Linked DNA regions of Homo sapiens: all the other regions are linked to region 2. Evidence: chromatin loops called from intact Hi-C (ENCODE). Cell type or tissue: dorsolateral prefrontal cortex. All regions are shown on one strand. Region 1 has its middle 240 kb from the start of LINC00332. Region 2 overlaps LOC107984569 (a long non-coding RNA gene). Region 3 has its middle 110 kb from the start of MIR4305. Region 4 has its middle 17 kb from the start of FOXO1. Region 5 overlaps LINC00598 (long intergenic non-protein coding RNA 598). Region 6 overlaps LOC124903162. Region 7 holds the start of LINC00598 (long intergenic non-protein coding RNA 598).

Evidence for each region. Peaks named below come from ENCODE experiments on the same cell type or tissue, not always from the same donor. Only the 100,000 strongest peaks of a DNase experiment are listed, where the experiment ranks them.
Region 1: it touches region 2 in a loop (2.3-fold over the local background); 16 of 110 quality-filtered maps call a loop at or near these places.
Region 3: it touches region 2 in a loop (2.3-fold over the local background); 13 of 110 quality-filtered maps call a loop at or near these places.
Region 4: it touches region 2 in a loop (11-fold over the local background); 98 of 110 quality-filtered maps call a loop at or near these places.
Region 5: a loop joins it to region 2, with 2.4 times the contacts of the local background. A loop is called at or near these places in 9 of 110 quality-filtered maps.
Region 6: a loop joins it to region 2, with 7 times the contacts of the local background. A loop is called at or near these places in 21 of 110 quality-filtered maps.
Region 7: it touches region 2 in a loop (2.1-fold over the local background); 6 of 110 quality-filtered maps call a loop at or near these places.

Annotation. Positions count from the first base shown.
Region 1 is chr13:39,940,660-39,944,659 of GRCh38, forward strand. No RefSeq gene overlaps it. Among named protein-coding and RNA genes, the nearest start is that of LINC00332, 240 kb to the right of the region's middle. In dorsolateral prefrontal cortex, CTCF peaks have their summits at 2,303 (motif pointing left) and 2,509; a DNase peak (open chromatin) is centred at 2,312.
Region 2 is chr13:40,067,222-40,071,221 of GRCh38, forward strand. LOC107984569 (a long non-coding RNA gene) reads right to left here. Exons shown (of 3, transcript XR_001749970.1): 3 at 3,464-3,585. Among named protein-coding and RNA genes, the nearest start is that of LINC00332, 110 kb to the right of the region's middle. In dorsolateral prefrontal cortex, CTCF peaks have their summits at 2,170 (motif pointing right) and 2,373; a DNase peak (open chromatin) is centred at 2,160; H3K4me3 peaks cover 496 bases; H3K27ac peaks cover 641 bases.
Region 3 is chr13:39,776,407-39,780,406 of GRCh38, forward strand. It overlaps a transcript of COG6 not described here. Among named protein-coding and RNA genes, the nearest start is that of MIR4305, 110 kb to the left of the region's middle. In dorsolateral prefrontal cortex, a CTCF peak has its summit at 1,575; no DNase peak of the experiment used is centred here.
Region 4 is chr13:40,681,634-40,685,633 of GRCh38, forward strand. No RefSeq gene overlaps it. Among named protein-coding and RNA genes, the nearest start is that of FOXO1, 17 kb to the left of the region's middle. RefSeq lists an enhancer at 1-570. In dorsolateral prefrontal cortex, CTCF peaks have their summits at 1,519 (motif pointing left) and 1,722; no DNase peak of the experiment used is centred here.
Region 5 is chr13:40,372,566-40,376,565 of GRCh38, forward strand. The region is part of intron 6 of LINC00598 (long intergenic non-protein coding RNA 598); the gene reads right to left. Among named protein-coding and RNA genes, the nearest start is that of LINC00598, 110 kb to the right of the region's middle. In dorsolateral prefrontal cortex, no CTCF peak of the experiment used is centred here; no DNase peak of the experiment used is centred here; H3K27me3 peaks cover 496 bases.
Region 6 is chr13:40,188,290-40,192,289 of GRCh38, forward strand. The region is part of intron 1 of LOC124903162; the gene reads right to left. It overlaps LINC00332 (long intergenic non-protein coding RNA 332), which reads left to right. Exons shown (of 4, transcript NR_046870.1): 4 at 170-741. Among named protein-coding and RNA genes, the nearest start is that of LINC00332, 8.5 kb to the left of the region's middle. In dorsolateral prefrontal cortex, no CTCF peak of the experiment used is centred here; DNase peaks (open chromatin) are centred at 1,812, 2,432 and 3,515; H3K4me3 peaks cover 874 bases; H3K27ac peaks cover 4,000 bases.
Region 7 is chr13:40,478,076-40,482,075 of GRCh38, forward strand. LINC00598 (long intergenic non-protein coding RNA 598) reads right to left here and starts at 2,929. Exons shown (of 7, transcript NR_024507.3): 1 at 2,834-2,929. In dorsolateral prefrontal cortex, no CTCF peak of the experiment used is centred here; DNase peaks (open chromatin) are centred at 74 and 1,596; H3K4me3 peaks cover 702 bases; H3K27ac peaks cover 2,593 bases.

The sequences.
Region 1 (4,000 bases), 130 kb before region 2:
AGTGCCTATTATGTGACAGATTATGTTTTAACATTTAATGCACTTACCGTTTTAAATACTTTACATGTGTCAATTACTTTGATTCTCATGGTGTCGGAAATATTATCTCAGTAGGTTAGATAAGGAAACCAACTAGGTTTACATCCCCAAGATCCCCCTATCTATTGCAATACCTCTGAAGGGATCACCACGGCTCATGGCTGCCTGCAGGGCAAGTTTATGGGCCTGTGTCCTACTATAGGCAATGGCTAAAAGAATCCCTTAGAGCTTTACCACAGCTAAAGCACAGCTAAAGCACAGGAATTGGTTTTTAAAGTTCCTTAGGAGTCATTTGTAAGTGGCACAGCCAGTATTAAAAGGCAAGAGTTGTGGCCAAGAGTACCAGACTCATAACCTCTGTGGTATACTGCCTTTCCTAGACAAACTGCTAGGAAAGGAAGATGCCACAGGCTAGAGATTCAATTAAATTGATATTTAGAAAGAGGCAATATTGGCAAAGATGAGAGCCTTCGTCTGAATTAAAAGTGGTATTAAAAAAGATCAAGATGGAGAGGTGAGAGGTTATGCAGACTGGCATTAATTAGCACTGAATGGTTTAAATGCTCCTACAAAATGTAATAGGAGAGGTCTCTGATCAGTGAGAAAGGGAGGTTAAAGCTAGGGCCTTGCAGATCACAGGAAATAAAGAAAACAATCCTCTTAGGACAGGCAAAAAGGGACCCATCAAGAAATAAAGGGAGCTGCAGTGGGCCCAGCTTTTGTTAAGCCAAACGAATCCCGGGGAGAGGAGACAATTCTCACAAGGTCAGGGCCAGACTGCTTGGCAAGTCACAGAAGTGAGTCTGTGCTGAACCCAGCTCCTCTCCTTGCACATGCGAGGTTTTGAAGCAGCTGGCAGGGAAGAAAGGATGGAGCGTGTGTCCCTGGAGTTGGGAGGACTACTGGCCTACTGCGAGGTAGATTGTGGCTTTGTCCCATCATCTTTGTCATCAGCAGCAGAACAAAATTGGTCACATCCCCTGAATCAAGGGGGCCAGAGAAAGTTCTTTTGACAGAAAGGTTCCCAAAGATGTATTTCAATGTTACTATTTCCTCCATTTCTAATGGAAAACTCAGTCTGTAGGGTGCTAGGATTTCTCCATTTTTAGAATGTTTCTCATTAAATATCAAACGGAATCTGTGTCTCCATCCTGCAGCAAGTGAACAGATGCTCTGTTTTACTCGCCTTAGGCTGCCCAGTTTGGTATATAACCAACGCATCCATCCTAACTTTAGGGGTATCAGATATTAGCCCCTGCTCCAAATAAATACATACATTTGCACACAAATAATTCCAAGAAGTTTCACTTGCTCCCCTGCTATCAGGAGCTGTAGATTATGCAGGGAAGTTTCTGGAATTCGGTTTGTGTTGAAGTTTGTTTCCACTAGGGAGAGTCCTACTACAAGTCACAGACCACTGCACAGGCTGCTTAAACAATAGGAAATTTACTGAATATGTAACTGAAAATACAAAAAGGTGGACTTCAGAGTCAGTTTAATCCCGTGGTTCCAACTCTATTTCTACAGTTGCCCTGGCTGCTGTCATATTTGTGTGTCAGCTTCATCCCATGCAGCTTCCCCCTGTGGAGGGGTGGCTACAGTAGTTTCTGACTTCACATCCACATACCGTAATGTCCACAGGAAGAGAAAATAGCCGTCGCTTCCCATACTTACTCTTAAGAGAAGGGAAATGTCTTGCCCAGAAGCTCTCGTCAAACTTCCTCTAGCATCTAATTAAGCCAGATTCTCGAGGCCCATGCATTGATTGGGCCAGTCCTGCCATCTTGACCAATCAGTGTCAAGGAGGGTGGGATGTCCCAAGACATCCCAGTCCTGGGGTTGGGCAGTTCCTCTGGGGCCCACGACCTCTGTGAGGAGAGATGGGTGCTGGATCAAAGTTGGGACTCTCAGAGGCAGCAGAAAGGGGTGAAATGGGTTCTGAGCAGGCTATGTCCTGAGGGCCATGGGGGCAAATGAAGAGAAGCACACTGCTTAGCAGCTTCCCAGACAGCTGAATTCTGCTGATGGCATAAAGGGGTGATGAACTCTCTATTGCAGTACCTCTGAAGGGATCTCCACGGATCACGGCTGCCTGCAGGGCAAGTTTATGGGCCGGTGTCCTACTATAGGCAATGGCTAAAAGAATCCCTTAGAGCTGTGATCCTGTAATGGTACTTTAATGGGATTGGTTTTTAAAGTTCCATAGGAGTTATTTGTAAAGTCCTGTCCATTCTGACAGCAGTCACTAGAGGGCTCACAGAGACGCCTTTCGGGGCTGCCCTCTAGAGGCGGAGCTGAGAAAGGTGGTGCTAAGCCGTCCAGCAGCTCAGAGCCATGGAGTTGATTGGGGAATTGATGGGTCTCCCAAGACCTCAGAGGAGTAATCTTGGGAATGTAAATGTTGGTGGAGCGTCTACAGACAATGTATGAGTCATTCAGAGGATGGCGCTTGGAGCAGTTCTATCTGTGCTGCCCAATATGTAGCCACGAGCCACGTGCTGTTATTGAACATTTGAAATGTGTCCAGTCCAAACTGGGCTGTGCTCTAAGTGCAAAATACACACTGTATCACATATTATCAAGGGTTGGAGTGAAAGAGAAGAATGTAAAATATCTCAATATTTTAAATATTGATTACATTTTGAAATCATGACATTTTGAATATATTGGCTTAAGTAAAATATATTATTAAAATTAATATCACCTCTTTCATTTGATTTCTTTAAAAGAAATTTAAAATAGCATATTTTGTGACTCACATTATACGTCTGTAAGACAGTACTGTGTTATGCCATTTGCTAGGGCGAGAAAGGAACTTGGTGGAGGGTGAGGGAGGAAGTGGAAGGGCCAGACACACTGAGAATTCCTGAGAGGAAGCTTGAGCCAATTCACAGAGACCTTTCACATAGGTCCCTGGACTGGGGTAGGGTTTCATTGCAGGAGCTCACTAACAGTTTGATAATGGTGATGATGATGATAATAATGGTAAGGACAACTTTCCCCTAATGAAATTGTCAAGGCTCTTTCAGTTGAAGCCTTCATTTCTCTAGGTACTGCTGAAAGACAGCCATATCCCCTGGATGCTCATGTGGCCATACTCATTTCTGTTTTCGCATTGCCACAGTTCCCTTTTCTCATACATAAACCTCATGCCTGATGAACCTGTCCAAAATTGCACCGTAAAAAAATTCTGCATTCCAGATTAAACTCGATGCCGAGCACATTAAATGCATCCCACAGTTGCCCCAGAGTTTCTGTGTGAATCAGAACAAATGACTAACGTCAAACCTGGATACAGATAAAAAGACACAGACATAAAAATTCTTACACATGCATTTATCTTTTTTTTTTCCCTAGAATATAAGTGTTCGACCATTTAGCATTTAGAGACTGGGAAAATGAGCTTTCACAAAATACTGCTGCTTGTGGGACCTGTCTCTTTCGAGGCAAACACATCTGACCCTTCTGGTAACATCACCTGTCACTGCTTGGCATGTGTCAGACAGATAAGCGTGTTGTGCTTCACCTCCATTTTCAGAGCAACACAGTGGAAATCTTCCTTCTCTTTCAGAAGGCAGAAATTCACTACTTTTCAATATTTTTAATGTAATTTGCTGAAGATAGGTGAATAATGTAAACTGTTAAAACCAAGGCTTCCCAAAAGTTTTGGCCAAGGCCAAAAATCAAAACAAATAAAGTGTAAGAAATTGTGTGAAGTAATAAAGTAAGTTATAATTCTAATTTCTGGGGCATTAATGTGAGTATTCCTTGGACTGTCAAGGTGGTAGGAGCTGATGGTACCAGTATTCAAGATGCTGCTTTCAGAATATGGCTCTGGCCTCCTTGTGCCACCTCACCACCCCTCTTCTCCATATCAGCCCCTGATGTCCACAGTGGAGTGTCCACCTTTGATTTCAAAGGCACTGCCACAGCCATCCTACAGGGCTCTTCTTCCCTTTCC
Region 2 (4,000 bases):
TAGCAATCTTACAAAAGTGCTGAAGGGAACTAGCTAGGGTTTTTTTGTTGTTTGTTTGTTTGTTTGTTTGTTTGTTTTTAACCCTTTCACCTTCCACCATGTGAGGACACAGTATTTTTTCCCTCCAGAGGACGCAGTAACAAGGCACCATCTTAGAAGCAGTGACCGAGCCCTCACCAGACACTGAGCCCACTGGCACCTTTATTGGACTTCCAAGGCTCCAAAACTGTGAAAATTACCCAGTCTTAGGTATTTTGTCACAGCAGCATAAACAGACTAAGACGCTTTCCTCACTCATAGGCCAGGTAAGGCTTGGGTGTAATATCTCAGTACACAGTCTCATCCTAGCTAACAGCCAGACTATGACAAGTGGGCAGGAACCAGGCCACACGTCGATAATGATGTGTTATGGTTTTAAGATTATGGTGCTTCTCATCTGACTTTTCTATTTATGATAAGAAATGTAAGACGTTGATAGATGATAATTCAAATTTAAAGTAAAAATGTCTTACTATTGCCCTTTTAAACTTCCAGAACAGTTAAGGGCATTTAGAGATTGCAAACTGAGTTTTTTTTTTTTCTTTTAAAAACTACTTTTTGCAACTAGTTCTCAGAGTGAATCAGAATATTCTCAATAGTATATAATTAGAAATATATATAAATATATACATATATATAAAATGGAAGTTGGGTTTGTCACACATATGCCCAAAATGTTGTATTAATTAATACTTCTTTATTGATCTTATTGATTCATTCTGTAACCGTCATAAATTTGAACTTACAAACTAAATGTCTGTTAACAAAATGCTGCTTTTATTTTTTTTTCATATGCTGGAGTTTTCCATGAGATTTTGTTGGGGAAAAATATATGTAATGCTGAAGAAGTTTGAACACCGTGGAGCAAACCTAAGGATTTAGCTGCACAGGCAAGGGCCTTCCAGCACTGGCCCCGCCTGCCTCTTCAGCCTCAACTCCCCTCTCAGAACCCCTTACACCCTGAGGAGCAAAATCACCAGCTCTCCCTCCATCTGAGCCTTTGTTTAAACATGTTGCATCCTCCTCTGGAATGCACTCCCCCTCCTCACCTCCCATGCACCCCCTTGAACGTCACCCCTAGGAAGCCATCCTGACCTCTCCAGGGATAGGGTCTGTGTTCCCACGTAAATGCTCCTCCAGCACTTCCCACCATTGATGTAAATTTTGCTTGCATGTCTGAGTTCCTAGATGGGAAGGGCAGTCGCTTATTGATATTTATTTACACAGCGGCTATTCATTACCTGGCTCATAATATGTGCTTAATAAATGTGAATTGAATGAACAAATGAATAATTTAAATAACAACCAGGATTTAGTCCTTAATGGATTTGAGCTTCTATATTTCTAAAATGCTCATGGCTGACACTGAATGCATACTAAGTATCAGGAACTGCCCTATTTCTACGAATTTCTTCTTTAATCCTCAAAAACAGTTCTATGAGGTAGGTAGTACAATTATCATGCTAATTTTTCAGATGAGGAAAATGAAGTACAATGAGGTGATATGACTTGAGCAAGTTCCCCAGCTAGTAAAAGGCACAGAGACACTTGACTCTAAGGAGTCCACCATTGTCCTCTACGGGATGCACCGTACTGCTTACACAGAGAAGCCTACATGCAATAGGCCTTCCTTTCCTCTTTCCATTCTATTTACTTGCTTCTTCTTTTTTTTTTTTTTTTTTTTTTTTTTTAGATGGAGTCTCACTCTGTTGCCCAGGCTGGACTGCAGTGGTGTGATCTTGGCTCACTACAGCCTCCGCCTCCCGGATTCAAGCGATTCTCCTGCCTCAGCCTCCTGGGTAGCTGGGACTACAGGCACGCGCCACCATGCCCAGCTAATTTTTGTATTTTTAGTAGAGACCGGTTTTCACCATGTTGGCCAGGATGGTTTCGATCTCCTGATGGGTTTGAAAGTTATGCATGTTAGAATTATGCCTAAGATAAGCATTAACAAGATTCTGAGATGGCATTCTTTGAGTAAAGCATAAACTTTAGAACATGTCTTCTCCTTTAGCAGGACTGGGGCCTTGTTTCTTTTTGCCCTGGTTTTTGTCTACCTAGGTTGGGCTCTGGACACTGAGGGGTCATGGTAGTCCTCAGTCTTCCCTGACTCACCGCTGGGTGGCAGTACACCACACTTCCTTTATTCCTGCTCTTTTATGCGTGCGTGTAGAAGTGGGAGCTCTGCTTTAGGGACCACTCTCCAATTCTCAATCTCCTCTTTTGCTTTTGATGTAAATTATCTCTTACACTTTTAGGTAATAGCAAATATTGTTTGTGTCTGTTTTTATGCACTCGTTTAGAATGACATGGAGCTTTGCCAAAGTCAAACGAAGCACATTTCATTAGACCATTTTCATGGGGAGGTTTTTCTTACACAAAATTATCTACAATTAAAAATGCAGAGAGATTTTCCCCGTGTGGCACAGCTTTTTAAAAGACAGAGTCAAAACCTTTATCGAAAAAGCAATTTATAATGCCAGTAATTTTCTACCTCTGTCCTGCTATTATCAAGGACAGCAGTTTTAAAAGAACTGGCTCTGGTCTCTCTGCTCAGCCTGTCGTGCTCACGTAATGGCTTGTCTGTAACTTCAGCCCATTGCCATGGAAGTCATTATGCCACACGCCCAGAAGGGTGATTTTCTACAGCATCAAAGAGGAAGCAACTGGGTTCAAAATGAAAAACAATCTCTATACATGTGAGAGAAAGAAGCATGATGAGGTGGGAAGGACCCAGAGAACACGATTTTATGTGAAAGAGTGCTATGAATGCAAGTTTTCAAATAGAATATTATCAGAACAAGACAATAATAGTTGAAGTGAATAAAATAATTTTCCTAATGGCCTGTTCCTTCTCTCAAATTTTCTACCATAACACATGGTTAGAAGGTCCCAAATAAATGGCCCTTTACAGCTTCTCTGACATTTCTGGTAGCAAACATTCCAAGTGAATAATTTTATTTCTTTCATAAAATCCTGGAAGGGAATCACAAAGCTGCCTGGCTTTAGATGAGGTCTGGGTCATCTCGTCCATACCTCTGCCTTCAGGAAGGTTCAAACTTACTTTCCTAAGCAGATCAGACTCTACACTGGGAGATACCATGAGCTACTTTTTCTGAGGCCAGGGGCAAAGTTCTCTCAGTGTACTGAGTCAAATATTTTGTTAAGGAAGGAACTTGGGATCTGGAGTCAGGGGATTCCAGTGCAAGCCTGGGCTCCAGGGTTTGCCCACCCTGCAAACGTGGACAAGTCACGTGACATCCTTGTGTTCAGGTTGCCTCATCTTCAAAACCGGAAATAATAACCTACATCACAGGGTTGCTCCAGTGGTCAAGTGAGACAATGGATGTGAAAGGGCTTTGTCAACTGGAAAGTGCTCTTCAAATGTCACTTATTATTATTGTTCTGCTCAGTCCATTCATTTTTCTCTGCATGAGTTGAAGAGTACAGTCCTTTACCATTAATCTGCTCCCATGGAGAAGATGTTGGCTTCTACCTGCGTGCACTGGCACCACCAGCCTCCGCAGCCTGGGAAGGAGGTGTAATCTGAGGAGGAAGGAGGAGTGTGAGACCCATGTGTACAGCAGCAACTTCCTGCCTCCCTCCCAGACAACCTGGATCTGTGCACTTGTGGCAACTCAGTAGGGGTCTAGTGTTAGAATTGTGGGGTGAGGGACAGGAGATCTGGATTCTGTCACTATCTGACCGTATGACTTTGGGTTATTTCTTCACTTATTTAGTAACTCATTCAAAATAAATAGTGATTAGAGACACAGGGTCTTGAGCCAGGCAGTCTGAGTTCAAATCTTGATTTCCCCCAATGACTTGAGAGGTGATCTTAGGATAAATACAAACACAAGCCAGTACTTACTGAGCAATCATGTATGCAGCACTGTTCCAAAGGCATGATAGATATTAACTCAGATGATCTGTGCAACAACCCTATGAAATTATCTCAGTT
Region 3 (4,000 bases), 290 kb before region 2:
AATCAGGTTTTGTCAAAAAAGTTTCCAGTAAAATAGCTGTCTCTGTCTTCTCCATTGTTATTGTTAGATATTAGCCCTTCTGATCTTGCACAGTCCCCTTGCCTGGTAACGTTAACTAAGTAAATATTAATACTGTACACTTTTCCTTTGGAAAATGAAGGAGAACAAATGGGAAAAGATGTAACAAATGTTCTGCAGCCCTGTTATAAATATTTTATGAATGAATCAGAGAAATTGAAGATGAAAAAAGCCCACTAATTCAGCCAGTACCCTGATGTCTACTGCTGTATTCTTTCAAGCGGTTTGTCTGGTCTGGTCTTTAGTGACTCAGGTTATAGGGAATTTACCACTTCTGTCGAAGCTGCTTTTGTAGTGGGGACTATCTAGCTGCTAGGAAAGTTTGTCAAATTCCCCTTGCTTTTGTTTAGTTTTCTCATTAGTCTCATTTGATTTTGTTTATTTAATTGCTTATTTTTAGTGTCTTTAGATTCTTAATTGATTTCTACGTGTCTTTTCTATTGCTTTCTTTTTTGTTCATTCAGCTTTTCTCTCTTTAGTTGTTACCAGGAAGAAACCAAAACAGCTTTTTGGCTTGTAGATAGGTGAGAAGTAACAATTGGTTCCATCACCAAATTAACAACAACACTTGCTACATCAAGTGTTAGGCTAACTACTTTGCATACATTATCTAATTTATTAAGCACCTTCTTTTTGCCAGACACTGAGAAGGCAAGGTTAAATATGACCCTGCCACTGTTGGCAGGGCCTTATAATGTAGTAGGGGAGATAAGCATTCAAATAGATAGTGTCAACACAGCATATTCAGTGTGTGGGGCTATTTTCAGAGTCATCCTGGAGCACAGAGGGGGGTGTCCACTCCAGCAGTGAAGAGCAAGGAACGAGGGCAGAGGTCAGGTGGCATGGGAGAGAGATACCCCAGGTGAGTTGACCCATAACCTGATTCCTGTAAGAATAAGAGTTAACTAGGTTAGAAGGGGGTGTGGAGCTGGAGAGGATAGCTACTTGGGAAACTACATAAAGTTTAATGTTATTAGGTTGAAAAATGTGAGAGTTGTTGGAAGATGAGGTAGGCCAGGAGAAGAAACCGGCCAGGTTTGTATTACTTGGTGGAAAACTTGAACTTTGCTTTGGATTTTAAGAACAGAAATAAGGCTGCCATGTGAAGAACACACAGGAGGGGCAGCAGAGAGACTGGCATCTTTCCTGGTGAGGGATCACCAGTGTTGCAATCGCAGAGTCAGGTTAGCTCTTCTTGGTTGGAGTATCTTTAAGGCCATCTGGTCTGACTCTAAATGACTAGGAAATTACTCATCATGTGCCTTCTAACTCTCTGAGTAGTTATTTCCATTTCCTTGATACTGAAAAAAGGGTAGTAGGGAATGTATGTTTGCTGCGGCCAGTGGGGTTATGTCAAATAATGGTTACTTACTGACAGCAGTCTAACAGTTTCTGGGAAGACTAATGTGCTCCTAACTGCATATGTGGGAGAGAAACAAGAACTACCCATTTACTGAATATCCACTCTGTGCAAAGCCCAGTGCCATGGGCATTAACATTCATGGTATCAGCAAGGTGGCAGCAAAGAGTCAATCTTCTGAGAGTTAAGCAGTCCTAATCAACACATTATAGGAAATAACTATGTGCAGAAGTTATCCTGTCTAAGAGATGAGTTACTTATATTTTCCTCCCAGCCTAAAAGGAATAGTTTATAAAAAATAGTTAATACTTGAGGTTGATAGATTTAATACATATCCAATTTGGGTAAAGTGACTATGGTGTATTCTCAGGACAGGAAGGACCCTAAAGGATGCTATAATCTGACTAATTATAATTGTAACAGGCTTCTCTGAAGTAATGTGTAATGGAAAGGTAGTGTCTGCCTAGAGCCTAGAAAAGGCAGCATAGGGCAAAAGGCCTTGACCAGCATTAATTCATAACAACCAATGAAAGAAGGGACTATGTAGCTCATGTGCATTATTGATTTCTAAGTGTCTAAAAACACATCAGAATTTGCTGCAGCTTAGATAAAACATTTACTGAACATGTATTGCCAGAATGTGAGCTTATTGATAATCTCCTTAGTATCAGGAGAGGATATAGCAGTAACGTGTAGATTCTGCCTTCAGACCCCCCTGGATTGGTATCTTGACTTTGCCACTTAGAAGCTGTATTAGTTATCTGTGAAAACAGAACAAATTATTCAAACTTAGTTATTTAAAACAATATTATTTCACAGTTTCTCTAAGTCAGAGATTCAGAAGTGGCATAGTTGGGCAGTTTTGCCTCAGGGGCTATCATGGTTGTTGTCATCTGAAGGCTTGACTGGGGCAGGAGGGGAGCCACTGCCAGGGTGGCTTATCCACATGGCTGACACGTTGGTCTGGTTTTGGTCCTCCCCTTGTGGGCCTCCACACAGGCTGCCTGAGAGTCTTCACCACATGATGCCTGGCTTCCTTGAAAGTGAGAAATCCATGAGAATGCCAGGTAGAAGGAGTAGTGTCTTACATCCTAGCCTAAGAAGCATATGCCCTCACTTCCACCATATGCTTTTTATTAGAATTGAGTCTCTAAGTCTGGTTCAAATCAAGGGAGAAGGAAAATTATACTCCACTTTTTGAAGAGAGGAGTGTCAAAAAATTTGCATGCTACTGTAAACTGTCACACTGCGTGACCTTGAGCAATCTATTTAAAAGCTTTATGCTCCAATTTTTTCACCAGTAAAATAGAAATGACATTAGTATCTGCTTTATAGAGTTGTAAGGATAAAATAAATCAATGTAAAGAGCTTAAAACAGTGCAGGGTGTATGGTAAGTGCTTTCAGTAAGATTAGCAATGATGCTGATTACTAATTCTATTCTAAGTCTGTTTGACCTGTGATAGAGCTAATCCAGAGACAAGAACAAAAGATGCTGGCATCAGTCACGTGTGTCTCTTAAATCGATCATTCCTATAAGCAACGGTGTTATCTCCACATCATCCTATTGGGCTTTGCAGAACCTGGATACTGTTTTGCCTAGGCTGCAGATCCAGGACAGGCAGCATGCATTCTTCTGTGTCACAAAGCCTTGTTTTTCTTTTCTCATCAGAGGAAGTGGTCTGGAAAAGTGCCAGCCAGGCTATGTGACTTCTCAGGTTCAACATCATGGAGATGAGAAAGACCAAATGGCACCCAGGGTCCTGCTGAAATCAGAGGCATAAATCTCAGCTGCAGGCATGAGGAGCAATTCAGGAACCCTTGAATAGATCCTTTCAGATTCTTAACGTGGCTTCATTGAACGAAGACCTCTCCAGGGTTCTGTCCTAAAGTCACCTCAGAAAGCTGTGTCTCTGACATCACAGGAAGGGGACCCAGGGCCAGAAATCACTTCAGCATCATTCACCTCAATTTCACCTCTGAGAATTGAGGTATCATGAACAAACGTTACAAGAATGCTCAAGAATCTGGCTACCAAATAGTCCATAGAGATATTATCCTAGATTAAATAAAATTAAGAAACATTTATTAGGCACCTACTCTAGGCAAGTCACAGTATTTCTTAAATTGGAAGAAACTTGCTGATGGATGAAGAATGAATAGAATTTTAACCCATGCAGGACTTAAAGAAAATAATTGCTATCTGCTCCAGTCAAAGTCCACAGTGACATTCCAAGAACATGTGTCAGGAAATTGACTGAGAAAAGAGTTTTGAATTTTTGACTTACAAATGCATTGAGTTCGAACTAGAAACCAAAATCTACTTTTTTGCCTACTTTTCTCAAGTACAGCCGTCACACCAACAAGCTTGCTTTCAAAAAGGGAAAAGAAGATGTTTGATAGGATCAGAATATCCCAACTCCTGATATCTGACCAAATTAAATTTAAATGTTCAGAACTTTGCTTTTGAATATATAAAGCAACATGATGGCTGGCACCAAGGAAGGCAAGACCACCAGTAGTCTAAATGTTACCCTCAGGCATGCATGCCCTGGCAGCTGACC
Region 4 (4,000 bases), 610 kb after region 2:
CCCGATCTCTAAAACTTCATCTCCGTGCTTTCCGTTCCTTTGCCAACCACCTGTTCAGGCTGATGATGACATTTAATGAATCTCCTTCCTTCCTAGTCTTGATAACAGCACAGGTCCCTCACCATACGAAGAGAAACAGCCTTTCAAGAACCTGCTTTGGAAATTGGCACTCTCGACATACAACTGCATTCCTTTCAGCTCACATTACTGCAGCTGCTCCAGTGCCAGCATCTAAACCATCTCATCTTGTGTCCAGTGCAGTGAAATCACCTTGTGGGGAGAGCAGTCAATGTGTTGGTAGGGACCAAGGGCCGAGCCTACCCCACTGGGAACTGGCTGGGCTGGGCCCTGTGTTTGATAGAAATCCTAACATATTCAGAGCCATAGGAATTTTCTTTTTTCTTATGCTGATAGTTTACTTCCATACTACTAAAATTTGCAAAACAAAATGCCACAGGCTAGGCTAAATACAGTGCACATTCTATCTCTCTCTCTTTTTTTTTTTTTTTTACATTTTTTTGAGACAGAGTTTCACTTTTGTCGCCCAGGCTGGAGTGTAATGGCATGATCTGGGCTCACTGCAACCTCCATCTCCCGAGTTCAAGCAATTCTCCTGCCTCAGTCTCCCAAGTAGCTGGGATTACAGGCACCCGCCCCCAACCATGCCTGGCTAATTTTTTTTTTGTATTTTTAGTAGAGATGTGGTTTCACCATGTTGGCCAGGCTGGTCTCAAACCCCTGACCTCAGGTGATCCACCTGCCTCGGCCTCCCAAAGTGCTGGGATTACAGGCGTGAGCCACCGCGCCGGCCATAGTGCACATTCTCACATGCGCTGCATGGCCACAGGGAAAGGCATAAGCTTTCTTGTCCCCCTCCATCTGATATAAATAAATAATCCAAGAAACAGAGCATTTACTTTTTCAGGACCAGATTTATTCATGGTATTGGCTGCTCTTCTGGTAAATGAGCTCGGCTTCCAGGAATCAAGCCTGCCCACGTAAACATGGCACCCCGACCCCTGAGAATGTTAGCTGGCCACTCCTCACCATATACTCCTGCCATACCACAAGTGGATGGCTAAATGGTTCACGCCCAAACTGTCATCTATCTAGAAGCTATTACAATCTAGATTTTTAAAGTTACGTATTCTAGATCCACAAAAGGTACAACAGACTAAGTGCACTTAAGTTTTGCAATTTGTTTCAGCTTGAAGGATTTCCATACGTAATTGCCCACAGTTGTTATGCAGTGTCAGAGAGCTAGCACAAAAGGCGGTCTCCCTGAGACATAAACCAATCTAAACAGAGCTGTCACTATAGTTTTTACACAGATGATGATTCTCCCTTCTGCAAATTTAGGTCATGGTAATCTGTCTGTTACTTTTGATCTTCCCATTGAACTATGTTTCTCCATCTTGCTAGTGTCTTCGATCGTTTTCTTTTGTGAAGGGGCAAAAGAAAAGTTATCCAAAAATTCTTTTTCCACTCTGGTAAAAGTAGTTTTAAGATAATACTAAAAAGTAATGTTTTATCGCCCTCTACTGGTATATGACATTAATAGCCATTTGCAAAAAAGTTAACTTTTAGAGAAAAGGTAATAAAATTCAGAAAAGTCAAAAAAAAAAAGAGCCTTTTATGTGCCTTTAACATTTGTCTTATTTTTATTTTTATTTTTTTGAGATGGAGTCTCGCTCTGTAGCCCAGGCTGGAGTGCAGTGGCATGACCTTGGCTCACCGCAACCTCTACCTCCCAGGTTCAAGCAATTCTGCCTCAGCCTCCCAAGTACCTGGGATCACAGGCACGTGCCACCACACCCAGCTAATTTTTGTATTTTTAGTAGAGATGGGGTTTCACCATGTTGGCCGGGCTGGTCTTGAACTTCTGACCTCGTAATCCACCTGCCTTGGCCTCCCAAAGTGGTGGGATTACAGAGGTGAGCCACTTCGCCCAGCCAAAATTTTTTTCTTTTTCTTTCTTTTTTTTTTTTTTGAGATGCAGTCTCGCTCTGTCGCCCAGGCTGGAGTGCAGTGGCGTGATCTCGTCTCACTGCAACCTCCACCTCCCAGGTTCAAGCAATTGTCTTGCCTCAGCCTCCTGAGTAGCTGGGATTACAGGCGCACACTGCTACGCCTGACTAATTTTTTGTACTTTAGTAGAGATGGGGTTTCACCGTGTTGCCCAGGCTGGTCTCGAACTCCTGAGCTCAGGCAGTCCTCCCGCCTCGGCCTCCCAAAGTGCTGGGATTACAGGCGTGAGCCACCGTGCCCTGCAGTTTCATTTTTATAATATCTTAAGGTAACATAAATACTTTACCTTTTTTTTTTTTTTTTTTTTGAGACGGGGTCTCTCTCTTGCCCAGGCTGGAGAACAGTGGCGTGATCTTGGCTCACTGCAACCTTTACCTCCCGTGATCAAGCAATTCTCCTGTCTCAGCCTCCCAAGTAGCTGGGACTATAGGCGCCTGCCATCACACCCAGCTAATTTTAATTTTTGTATTTTTAGTAGAGACGGGGTTTCACCATATTGGTCAGGCTGGTCTCGAACTCTTGGCCTTAGGTGATCCACCCACTTTGGCCTTCCAAAGTCCTGGGATTACAGGCATGAGCCACTGCACCCAGCCATTTGCTTTGTTTTTTAAAATTTTTATTTATTTTAATATTTTTAGTAGAGATGGGGTTTCACCATGTTGGCCAGGCTGGTCTCGAACTCCCGGTCTCAAGTGATCTGCCTGCCTCTGCCTCCCAAGGTGCCAGGATTACAGGAGTGAGCCACTGTGCCTGGCCACTATTTTCATTATTGTTCATTATACAGGCATCTTTTAACATTAGGTATCTGACTTGTCTGCATCTTTTGTTCTAATATTGAGCTTTGCTGGGGGAAAAAAAGTTTATCAGTTGCATAATTTGGGGAAACTTTCTAAAGATACTTATTAAGAGAGAATTTCTCTTAGATATTCTCACTCTCTCTGAAGCATCTTTCTTTTAATTAATTAATTAATTAATTAATTTTTTTTTTTTTTTTTTTTTTTTTGAGACGGAGTCTCGCTCTGTCGCCCAGGCTGGAGTGCAGTGGCAAAATCAGGCTAACTGCTACCTTGACCTCCCGGTCTCAAGTGACCCTCCCACCTCCGCCTCCCAAGTAGCTGGGACTACAGGTGTGTTGCACCATGCCGGGCTAATTTTTTTAAAACTTCCTGGGCTGGTTGAAGCTTGCTTGCTTGCTTGCTTGCTTGCTTGCTTGCTTGCTTGCTTCTTTCCCTCCCTTCCTTCCTTTCTTTCTGTCTTTTCTTTTCTTTTCTTTGACAGAATCCCGCCCTGTTGCCCAGAATGGAGTGCAATGGTGTGATCTCGGCTCACTGCAACCTCTGCCTCCCAAGTTCAAATGATTCTCCTGCCTCAGCCTCCCGAGTAGCTGGGATTACAGGCTCCTGCCACCATGCCCAGCTAATTTTTGTATTTTTAGTAGAGACCGGGTTTCACCATGTTGGCCAGGCTGGTCTCGAACTCCTGACCTCATGATCCACCTGCCTCGGCCTCCCAAAGTGCTGGGATTATAAGCTTGAGCCACCATGCCTGGCCTAAAGCTATCTTTTTTTTTTTTTTCCTCCTGGGTTCAAGCAATTCTTCTGCCTCAGGCACGCGAGTAGCTGGGACTACAGGCACGCGCCACCACGACTGGCTAATTTTTTTTTTTTTTTTTTTTTTTGAGACGGAGTCTCACTCTGTTGCCCAGGCTGGAGTGCAGTGTCGCGATCTCGGCTCACTGCAAACCCTGCCATTTGCAATGGTTCAAGCCATTCTCCTGCCTCAGCCTCCCGAGTAGCTGGGACTACAAGCGCCTGCCACCACACCCAGCTAATTTTTTGTGTGTGTGTGTTTTTTTTTTTTTAGTGGAGACGGGGTTTCACCATGTAGCCAGGATGGTCTCGATCTCCTGATCTCGTGATCCGCCCGCCTTGGCCTCCCAAAATGCTGGGATTACAGACGTGAGCCACCGCGC
Region 5 (4,000 bases), 310 kb after region 2:
ACTACGAGGATGGAGCCCAACAATCCCCCCAGTGATTCTGATGTAGTTTCAGAAGCACTAATATAAGGCCTCTAGAACAGTGCCTGGAGAACAATCATTGTTAGTTCATCCTTGTAGAGATTCTGAGCATATGTGAGGGATTATTGACTTGGAGCCTAATATGTCAACTGGGCACATTGCTGGGCCCCAATAGCATCTCCACTCTCAGGCTTACAATTCAGCCATGACTGTGCATGCCCCCCTGTCAATTTGTACTTGGTATAAATCAGATGATGCCCAGGTCTGAATTACACCTAAGTGTATAGCAGTATGGGTGAAAGTGACCTAAAGGAGCAGCTTTCCAGACCCTGCCCACTCTCCCCCTCCCATCCCCACTCAAACCTTCTCTATACCAAGTGCAGGGAAGCTCTCCTGGCCCGGGGGAGACACAGGGGATGCAGCCAGCACCTCTGAAGCAGCAAATGTGAAAATTCCAAGGTTCTATGGGAAGCTGTATGACTGCCTGCTTCTCTTCAAGTTGGAAGGAAAGGCCAACCCTCAGCTGAAGCCGCCAATGCTTGCCATTTTTTGGTTGGTTATTTGGTTTTTCTTTTCTTTCCTTTTTTTGTTTTTGGCTGTAAGTTGTAAAATAATTTTTTTATTCTTTGGATGAGACTGATATCCATGTTTTGTCATGGATGCCTGGAGTGCAGAGAACATTATGTGACAAATCTATGATATGCTAACTCCAATAAAACATTCTCTGGGCTGGGGACTCATCCAGACATTGGGGGTGCTGGACCCTGCCTGGGTCAATGGGTGTGGAAGGAAGGCTTCTTGATAAGTTATCTCAGGGTGTATGAAACCTGTTTATCCTGGAAAAAAAAATTAAAAAGAAGATACCAAGTTCCTCCAGACAAGGGATATCCAAGACTTTGGTTAATGGAAAAAAAACAGGTCTGCTTGGAGGTGATAAAGGAGAAAATCACATTTGGCAAATATGAAAAGGTCAAGTACCAGGTGTATTTGTCTGGTCTCATGCTGCTAATAAAGACATACCGAGACTGGGTAATTTATAAAGGAAAGAGGTTAATTGACTCACAGTTCAGCATGGCTGGGGAGGCCTCAGGAAACTTGCAGATATGTCCTTTTTCACATGGCAACAACAAAGTGCCGAGCAAAAGGGGGAAAGCCCCTTATAAAACCATCAGATCTCATGAGAACTCACTCACTATCACAAGAGCAGCATGAGGGTAACCGCCCCCATGATTAAATTACCTCCCACCGCGTCCCTCCCACGACACGTGGGGATTATGGGAACTACAATTCAAGATGAGATTTGGGTGGGGACACAGCCAAACCACATCACCAAGCCAGAAGGAAGACAGTGCACACCACAGATGTGGCCTGGAACTATGAGCCAGGAAATGTCATCAAATAAAGTAACAAAATAATCCATTTAACACAAACTGAACACCAAACAGCAGTCATCCATTCACTACACAAATGTTAATTGAGCACACCCTCTGTCTTAGGCCTGTGCTATGCCCTGGGCACACATGCAGCTGGAGAAACACTGGACAGTCAACAAGGAGCATGAGAGCACAGGTGTCCACGGGAGAGCCCAGAGGAGGCGAAGAAAGCCGTGGTCTGAAAGATCAGGGTCCCTTAACCAGGGACACTGACAGGCTGGACAGACAGGTGTCCTCATGCAGATCTGGACCCCAAAGGGAAACAGAGCAAGGCAACTTGGGGATGTTGAGAGAAGTGAATGGCCATGGAGTTGATGGACCAAGTGAGAGGGACCAAGCCTGTGAAATATGCAGGGACCAGCCTGGAGGGCTCCCAGGCATGCTCAGGGGCTAGCAATGTGTCCCAGGGGCTCTGGGAAGCCACTGGAGGTTTGTGAGCTCTGAGCCAACTGCATCAGCACAGGTCAGCACAGGGGTGACAGACTGAGGCCACGGATTCGGAACCGGATCTGAACCTCAGTTCTATCACTTCTTAGCTTATATCCTTGGGCAAATTTCTCAATGTCTTTATGCTTCAATTTCCTCGTCTCTAAAAGGGGAGTTTCATTATCTCACAGGGTTTCAATAAGGAATAAATGACTTAAACGTACATAAAAGGCTTAGCGGCCAGGCGCGGTGGCTCACACCTGTAATCCCAGCACTTTGGGAGGCCAAGGCGGGTGGATCAGCTGAGGTCAGGAGTTTGAGACCAGCCTGGCCAACATGGTGAAACCCCGTCTCTACTAAAAATACACAAATTAGCCAGGCATGGTGGCGCACGCTTGTAATCCCAGCTGCTCGGAAGGCTGAGGCAGTAGAATCACTTGAACCCGGGAGGCGGAGGTTGCAGTGAGCCAAGATCGTGCCATTGCACTCCAGCCTGGGCAACACAGTGAGACTCTATCTCAAAAAAAAAAAAAAAAAAAGGCTTAGCATAGTGTTTGGAACATAAATGCGTAATAAATATTAGCAACTATTATTACTACTGTAACAGGGCAAATATTAATGTGGGGTTGACACAGCCTTTGCCCCTCCCTCCCACTGCCTATCAATGAGAATTCTACCAGCCCGATTTCCCCTCTTCTTCCTTATTTCAGCAGAAGATTCTTGCTTGCTGGGATCAGAGCTAACTAAGTCATCTAGTCTGACCTAGGAGGTGTTGGGGGCTGGACCTTGGTGTGGTGATGTGGAAGGGAGGCTCTTCAGGGGGTGCAAAACCTGCCTATCCTGAAAAAGAGCAGATACTGAGTTCTCCAGAGAAGGAGTATCCAAGCTTTTTTTAAATGGAAAAAAAAATGGTCTGCTTTGGTGAGGGAAGGAGGAGAGAAAAGCAATAAGGAGCTCAGATGGGGGAGAAGTCGGGGACATTTGTGTCAGGCTGTGGAGCAGCTGGGGGTGAAAGAAAAGTGGTTGGGAGGACAGAGGGAATTCAATTGAGAGCTACATTTGGACTCCTTTTAAGTTTTTTTTCTAAAGATGTAAGAATAAAATTCCCTTGTAATTAGTCTGGCTTTTGCCCTGTGTTTCTTTAAAGTTGACTCTATGCAGAGGCTGAGCCATACAGACTCCTCCTCCAGGATTTAGAAGAGTTATAGTATTAATGTTGAAAATGGGTATATGAATACCTACCCTCCAGGGCTATTCTTAGGATTAGATGTGGTAATGCAGGTTGTATCCACCAGCTTTCGATAGATTATGCTGCAAACAACCCTCAAATCATAGTGGCTTACAACAACAAAGGTTTATGTCCTGCTCCCGTTCCATGTTCACTGTGGCTTGGCTGCCTGTCTGTACTCTGGGAACCAGACAGAGGAACCCGCCCCTATCTGCGCCAGGCTGGGCTGGTGTGGAGGGAAGAAAGGCAGAACTGCAGTGGCTCTTGGAGCTTCTGCTTAGAAGCCTGTCACTTCCAATTCCATTCCATTGGCCAAACAAGTCACACATGTCGTCAACAGGGTGGGGAGCATGATGGCCCCACTGGGAAGGGCAGCAAAGACTTGGAACAAGAACACAATCTGTCACAGATATGAAGTGCTTAGGACAGCCCCTGGCACGTGGAAAGCCCTCAATAAATGATTGCAATCATTCGTATCCATCTGCAAAATGGGAAACATAACAGTATCAGTCTCACAGGGAGTTTGAGGGTGAAGGGAGGAGATAGGCAGGAATCCCTTAGCACAGGGTCTGGCACCTTGGAAGCTGCTCAACAAAAAGCAGCTATTGGTGAGTTTTTAAGGGAACAGGACTCCCAGGGACCAGGGTAGGCAATGAGAGAAGGCTGCGGCAAGGAAGCATGTGGTGATCTGAAGCTATAGAGGATCTTAGGGTCCCCATGGGAAAGGATGCTCCTGTCTCAGGGTGTGTGGGGGGTCAGAGGCTAGACCATGGCCCCAGAGAGCCAAGGGCTGCATAGGAGCAGGAAATGCCAATTAAACTCCCACCTGACTGAACAACCTGCAGCCCACCCGCAGAGCAACACAGACCTCACTTTTTATCCAGCCTTTCCTGGG
Region 6 (4,000 bases), 120 kb after region 2:
CTCCCGCACGCTTAGCCCTCGCCCCCGACTCCAAGCTGGGGGCGACGGTGCAGATTCCCAGCTCATGAAAGCAGCCCAGGCGTCTGCCCAGAGGTCGCCTGCCTTCTCCTACCAAGAAGGAAAGGAGCACGGAGACAAACCGACTGACTCAAAAGCCCTTCTTTCCTAGGACTCCTGCCAGGACAGGAGGAGAAGTTGCCGCTGAGACGAGGAGACGGCGGGAAGCCCTGCAGATGCCCCAAGCCCACTGAAGCCACAGGAGGGGAAGGGAGGAGGCTGCTGTGCTTTCTGTGTACCTTGTTCTCTGCCCAGAAGGGTCAGCACAGCCAGGCAGCCCCGAAACCCAGTGGAGGCTAAAGAAAGGAGGGCCCTCTCTCCTAGAGAAGGCTCAGTAGGCTCCCGAGGAAAGGGAAGGAGCAACTTTTTCCGTTTGACTTCAAGGAGGAGGGGGAAAGGGTACAGAATCAAAATGTATGGCACTTGCGATTCAGTTGGCTTATTTCTGAAAAAATTGGGGTAGATTGGGCGCCCAATGCACCATAAGCGTTATGTGTGTTTGTAAACACACACGGGGGTGTACACAGGGGTAGGGGTCTTAGAGAGAAAAGTAAAAAGGGAAAAGAAGGAAAGTAGCAGAGGCTACTTTACACATAAAAGTACATAAATAAGTTTACTTATGAAGACCATGGTTTCCCACTAACAGCCCCATCTTGGTAGCAGAATGGGACAAACTGTCACACACGCACAGTGAATTGTAAATAGCAGGGAATGGAAGGACAATGCTCATATGCATTGGATGTATAATAAGAATACATATGTGACCTACATATGTCTGTTTAATTAGGACAAGTGTCCATCCCTAGTGAAGATTGATTAGTCACTGTGACCTTGTTTTTGAAAGGATAATGAGAGCAGATGAGACTTTTGCTTTAACAAACTTACTTGGCCAAAATTTTAAAAGCTGGCAATTCTACCTTGCTACCAATCCTGATTGATTTGTTGTTGTTGTTGTTGTTTTTCCAACTTTACTTGTCTCTGATATTGAAATGTCTAGGAACTGTAACCTATGACATGGAAGTGCTATATAATTTGTTTTCAAATTTCAAGCCTCTTTAACTAATGTGGATTTTTATTAAGCAGTTGTTTGACATTCAATGTCAGATGGGTTACAAGGAAAGCTGATGTTTAGAAGGATGTACTGTGTGTTGGGCATCATCCCAGACTCTGTCTTTTAATTCGGGTCGTAAAACTTACGCATCTTTATACAGTAGATACGACTTAACCCAATATTTTTTCAAAAGAGAAACAAGTTTTATACCTTGCACAAAACCACAGGTGGTGAAGGCAGAATACAAACTGAGGGCCTGTCTGACTCAGAAGCCCACGATGTTTCCTATCCTATCTCCTCAGTTACCAAAAAGAGGTTCACAGCACTGGACCAGAGAGAGACCTTGGATGTTAACTCCACCAGCCTCTAATTTTGCAGAGAAGAATGCGCTACAGCAGAGGTTAGGTTACTTGCCTAAGGCTTACTCAGTAAATTTGGTGATGTAGCTAAATTCATCACCAAATTTGGCTGCCACTCAGTCTCTAAATCGCTTGCCTGGTGTCCTCTCCACCCTCACCCCCACCCCTACCCCAGCCGTGCCCCAGGCACTATCCATAGATGAAAAGAGACAGCCATCCTCAGCACCCTCCAGACCAGAGCAAGCTGAGAACAGTTGATGCCTCCCCAGAGCTCCTGACACAACTCCAGTGCTGTGGAGGAGGCCCATCCCACAGAGCTGCTGCAAGAAGAAGATGCTGGGAGCTGAGCTGCTCCCTGGCAATCGCCTCCAGGCCAGCTCAAGCCATGCTAAGGGATGGGGGTCATAGGGACAAAAGGGCATTGTGTGTGAGAGAGGGAGTGGGGAGGGAGTGTGGGGAGGAATGCACTGGCAATTTCTTCCTCTCCCAAAGCTTTCCTCGCCCAGCTGTCTCGTGGCAAAGGAAGGACCCTCCCTGGAGGGGCTGGCAGCCCACCATGGATGCCTGGAGACTGGAGCTGATTGATTGTGTTATTAGATTTCCTCCAAAGGACAGAGGGCTTCATTTAGCTGGCATTGTGTCACTTGCTACAATGGCCCCTGAGTATATAGACGCTGCCTTATGCCGTTCCCTTTAATTCCCTTCAAATAGGGACATTTAAAAAGAGTCCAATAACATTTTTCTGAAAGGAACCTCCACCTCCTTTTTTTAAAGAACAGAATCATTTGTTTCCAAAAGGGGGCCCTCCAAAAGAAGCTGGAGGAGCAGAAACCATTTTAATAGCATCTTCTCTTTGCTGAATTGTGTCTTCATTTTACACTGCGGCTTTATTCTCTGCCCCTTTGACACAGCCAGCTGCCTTTCACGTTCCAGCTCAGAAACAGGCTGGCTTCAGGCTGTAACAGGCACCAGCTTCCAAAGCCCTTTCTCCAGATGACTCACGTTAGCTTGTGTGAGCCTGTGAGCCCCACACCACAGCTCCCAGACCTTTGTTCCTTTGCAAAGTGCATTTAAGCTCCAAGTACTAAAACAGTGTCTACCTAAGTCTCCTGCCTTACATTGGAGTGAAATAATTAATTACACAGTGGAGTGTCTGGTTCCTATCTTGTTCAGGTTCATCCTGTTATCAACTCAGCAGCTGGAGGAAGTGACATCACGTGCCCAAGCTCGGCTTTGAAGCTGGAGGTGCATACCGAGACACTGTATGTGGTACTGCACTCTGGCCAGGAAACATCACCCTTGGACCATCTGTTAAACTATTTAAAAAAAAAAAAAAAGTTGGGACATCAGTTTCTTAACTAGAGTTTCAAATCCTATTGTTCAAATGGTGAGAAAAGCCTTTTGTGAATTCTGCTCTTAGCCTGGAAGGTTATAAAAGGAGTGGAGATAAGTTCCTGCAAGTGTCTTGAAAATTAAATCCTTTTATAGAAAGCATAAATATATGTGGGGCTAGGTGGGGGGAATGCTCCACTGAGCAGGCTCCCATGTAACTAGTGAAGCAGATCCATTTAATGCTAGTCACCAGGATTTCTTTGCCCGAGTATTCCAAGCCCTGGTCTGGGGCTGCTTTTCTACTCCTATGAAAAAGTGCTTTATCAACTGCTTATCTCAAGTTTTTCTTAGTGAGTAACAGCTCTGGGAACTCTCTGTGTGGATCTGAACAGCATGCAAAATCATTTTACTTTTAAGACAAAAGACATTAGCTTCCTGTAGCTTTCTTAGCCATCTCTACCTCTCTTCCTTTCCCACCCACTTTTCCCTCCCCTCCCCTTCTTCCAACCCCCATGGCACTAAATAAAATGCTTAGAAAATGAAGGCCACAGCTGCCCTTTCTTCCCATTAAAACAATCAAGAATGATGGTGGGTTTAATATATTTGATTAGAGAAACTCCAATTTGGTGCACTTGAATCAGCTGCCTTTGTCTTCAGCTCCCGATGGCCCGATTTCAGTGGAATGTCCTCTGCTGTCCACTGCCAGCTCAGGCTGGGAGAAAATTCAGACGCTGAAAGCATTGGCTTGGCATGCTCAGAAACACGGTATTTATGCTGTAGAAGATGCCAGGCCCACTTCTTCCTAATCAGAGGGAGCGCCACTTCATTAAATCGTGGTCACTTACTGGTGACCCTCATAGTTGTAGCCCTGGGGGGCCTGTGGTACTCTTTAGCAATGTTAATTTTTCATGGATTTTATTGCTTTCCTTCATTGATATTGGCTGTTGAAATTCCAGCCTGAATCCTGTTCAAACAACCCAGGAGATTCTGGTACCCAACTTGCACAGAGGAAGTTCAGAGAATAATAATCACATTTACATATGGAGTCTCTTTCATTCAAAGAACAAATAGAAAACTAATGGAAAATAAGAAAATGTGTCATCATTTCCCCACAAGGTGTTATTAAACAGGTTTGAAATATTGCCTGGGCAGCCCCAAACTTGTAGGGTACTTGAGAAGGAATTGATCTCCTTGGGGGCTG
Region 7 (4,000 bases), 410 kb after region 2:
TCACTGCTTCTCAACATCACACTTTGAGAGGACTCTTCCAGCTCCAAAGCCCTGTCCACATCACGTCCTGTCCCCACGGTCACTCTGGCCAGGCAGGCCTCTCATTGTGAAATGGGGCCCTGCACACAAAAACAACAGCCTCGTGCTTGTGGCAGGCTGAATTCTTTCCAAAACTGCCCTGGGTTTCTTTATCTCAGCCCCTTGTGAGAACACAGGAAACTCTGCTTCCCCAATCCTGAAATATCTGCCTCAGGAAGGAAGGGATATTGTCTTTTCAGGGGCCTCTGTTTGGCTTGTGAGCCAGTTCGATAGCTTGCTTTGTAAATGCACTGCAAAAGCAAGCCCACTCAGACCTTCCTTGGAAATGGCATATTTGAAAGATAATGTCCAAATCTATTTAAACAGTGGGGGAAAAAGTTAGGTCATAAAACCAGTACCAACTTTGTACAAACTGGTCTAAACGCAATACTGGAGAGGTGTTTGGTTGTTTGGCTTGCTTTCGTTTGTTGATTTTTTTTGTTTGTATTGGCTAAGAATTGTTCAAAAGAAAAATCATTCAGTTTTTTTCTTCAACATTCTTGTCCTACTGAGGGAATAATTCGTTAATTCACCTTTCACTGGATCCAAATGGAATTCATTTTTTAGACTTTATAGAAAACATACAAACCCTCCACTAGTTCAATATTTTATGATTAATTTTTATAAACAAGTAGGCGATATCAGGACATCTTCAGAGATGAATATAATTGAATCCGAGTGCTCTCATGCTGACTATTAAAGGTTTCAATTTAAAATGTTTGCAAGAGACCAGGGATAGGACGAATCTCCAGCATTGCCTCACAGTGCCAGTGTCCTGGGCTTCTAGAAGCAGCAATGGTATCTGTGGTTGGCTGAGTTTTCTGGGCCATCAGCGTGATTTCTAAGCCGGACTCTGGTGCTCATCATGCTCCCACAAGCCTCAGATGGCTTTTATTTCACAGCAGACAACAAACCCATCTTTCTGTCAAAGGCCGTAGGTTGAGGTCCGGAAATGAATTTTTAAACTATGTCTTCAGGCCACTAAATTCCAAGGCCATTTCTCTTTCTCTCTATTCCTAAGGACCCATCACCACAGACCCCAGGTGTTATTTGTACACCAAACACAGCCGTGCAACTAAAGAAATAAAAATAAAAATAAAGGTTAAGCGCTCTTTGCCTCCCACTTCTAAAAGAAACTTCTGGGCAGTGTTTCTCAGTTATGAAATGTACGCTTCCCAGGAGCAGTCTCCGCGTTTTCCAGCGCCTTCCCTGCCTGCCCGGCTCCCCGGACTCTGCTCCTCCCGCTGCCCACCGAAGTGGCCCTGCCTCAAGTGTCCTCCAGCTCACACTGTGCTTCTCAAGCAGTGGCTCCCCAAAGATGTCCCCAATGAGGAGGGTGAACAAAAAGCGCCTTTCACAGGATCTCCCAGGCACTGCCAGAGCGAGGCAGGCTTTGAGGAGCCTGTCAAGGAGGGCAAAGGCCTCGCTTTGAAAACGCTTCTCCAGTGTGCTGGCTCGTGGGACTTGGCAGGCCCAGGGAACGGCGCCGCGGGGAAGAAAGCCCCTGGATAGGCCTCCCTGGCGGGCACCCCCTGCTCTTTTCATTCGGCCCCATGTGACGCCCGTGAGGGAGCTGGCAGGCCAGGGCCTGGTGAATGAATCCTGTTTGTCAGGGCCCCCGCCTTGACTGCAGCCCATACGTCAGGACACACGCTTCCCGACTGCTAAATGACGGCTGAGAAAAGGACAGTGGTTTTCGGTGTTTGTAGGACAGGCAGGAGTGGCCAGGCAAGGACTGAGATCAGTCATAGGGGAGAAAATCCAAAAAGTAAAAACTCCACCGACCACAGGAGACTTTTCTTCTCTGCTCTGGTCAGCAAGAAGGTCCCATGATTCAGCACAGAAAAGCACCCTCTGGCAGCCCGGTCCTGTTTAGTTCTGGGTTCGGTGCAATTTCTTTGTTGAAACTCAGTTTCTCCCTCTGTAAAATAGGTATAGTGACACGAGCCCATGGGAGCTGCTCAGTAAAGCTCTATTGTTTAATCAGCTGACAAATGGCAAAGCCAAGTCCTAAATGCTTACTCAACTGGCCACCAGTAATGGGTGCATAATGAGAGTGAGAATTCAAGGGCAGCCACCTACCTCGCCCATCTGTTTATTTTTCCTGCCTTGGTCTAAAATGGTTCCAAGGCCCCAGACTCACAGCAGTCATGCCTCTTCCGTGGCGGCCAGAAGTGCAGAGGACAGTGTTATTCAAGGTCATCTGAAGAAGGCAGGGACCCACCTGCCACAAAGGGTCGTTGTGAAAATGCAAACGTCCAGGAGCAAGGATTAAGGGGAAGACTCCCACACCGGAGAGCAGCCAAGGGCACCCCCTTGCCGAGAGCAAAAAAAACATGTGGTCACTTCTAGAAGGCAGAGTGACAAGTCAAAGCCTCTCTGTGAGTTAGCAGAAATCATTCCCTCCGGGTGGAGGAATTACACATGTCTTTCTGGGCAGGCAAGTTAGGAAAGGGGTGCCCGTCTGGGCAATCCAGTCAGGACGAGTGCCCCTTTCTCCCAGACTGGGGACGCAGTCTGGAGGGCAGCGCCCACTACCCCTCCCTCTCTGGGCACCGTGGCACACCCTCCGGGGCCCTGCCTTTAACCGCTGTGTAGCCTGACAGGGAAACGTCAAGGTCAAACAGGAGGCCTCTCACAGCTGCAGGAAGGAACACCAAAGCATCTTCTTGAGAAATAAACAATGTTGCCTCTTTTAGCTCTAATTTTTTCTGTATGGCTTTGAAGTGGCAGTGTCTAGGGAAACCCCCAATACCTTTCAAGGGGGGAGATCAAGGACTCCTGCGTGTTGCAGTGAAGTTAATGAAGCCATTCATCCATTCGGCCAACAGCCATCATCGGAGCTCTACAGCGTGTCCCCAGTAAGTCTGCTGTCAACACGCAGACATGGGGGGCGTCAGCACAGCCCTTGACCTCTGCGAGGTCACAATCCAGGGTGGCTGCAAGACCAACAGTAGCACCCCCCACCCCCGACCAATGAAGTCCAGAGGAGCAGAGAAAGTGCTGGCAGACACAGAGGATGGAGCAACTCACTTATTTTAGAAGAACCAAAGAAGGCTTCACAGAGGTGACTTCTGGGGGTGTTCTTAAGTGAGGGGTAGAATTTCTATGACCAGAGCAGCCAGGTGGAGGGAAAAGCAGAAGCATAGCTACGGAATCAGAAGAGTCTGTGCTGTGGCCAAAGCATGGGGTGGGAGGTGCGGAGGCAGGAAGTCCCTGAACACACCAAGAGTCAGAACTCAGGGAGGCAGCGGAGAGAGGACCCACAACTCCACCTGGGCCTTAGGGCAGCTCTGACGATGCTGTAAGGCCAGACTGTAGAGACTAACAATATAGGCATCACCTGGAAGACTTGAATGACCCAGGGAAGATGCAGAGGCTTGAGGACCAAGCCAGAGGGGACGGAAACACAGAGACTCGGGTTTCCAGACCGGACCGGGCGCATGGTGAGGGCACAGGCCTGCAATAGACAGCACAGGAGTGGAGTGGGTTTGGAAGGCCAATGTTGAATGTGGTTGTGGAGAAGCCAAGTCGAGGCTCCTAACAATGCAGTCCTGTAGAAATGCATAACAGTTAACTAACCAGCGATGAATAGCTAGTTTTAAAACTAAAAGGCAAAGAGATTGCAAGGGAACTAGGGCCCTGTACAAGGACCCCTGCCGTGCTCTGGGGCTGTGGGAGTAATTGGGTCAGGGCAACAGTTCTCAGACTTTGGGGTGCATCAGAATCACAGGGCGGTGTGGGAGGCCACTGACAATCCAGGTACCTCGGCCTCACCCCCACTGATTTTGTGTCAGCACCTACAGAAGTAACACCGATTCCAGCTCCCCAGTTACAACATACTACAAATCAAGGAGTCCTTTAAACTTTTTAACTTCTTTCTCACTAATTAACTAGAAATACCCTCCCCTGTTTACCTTTT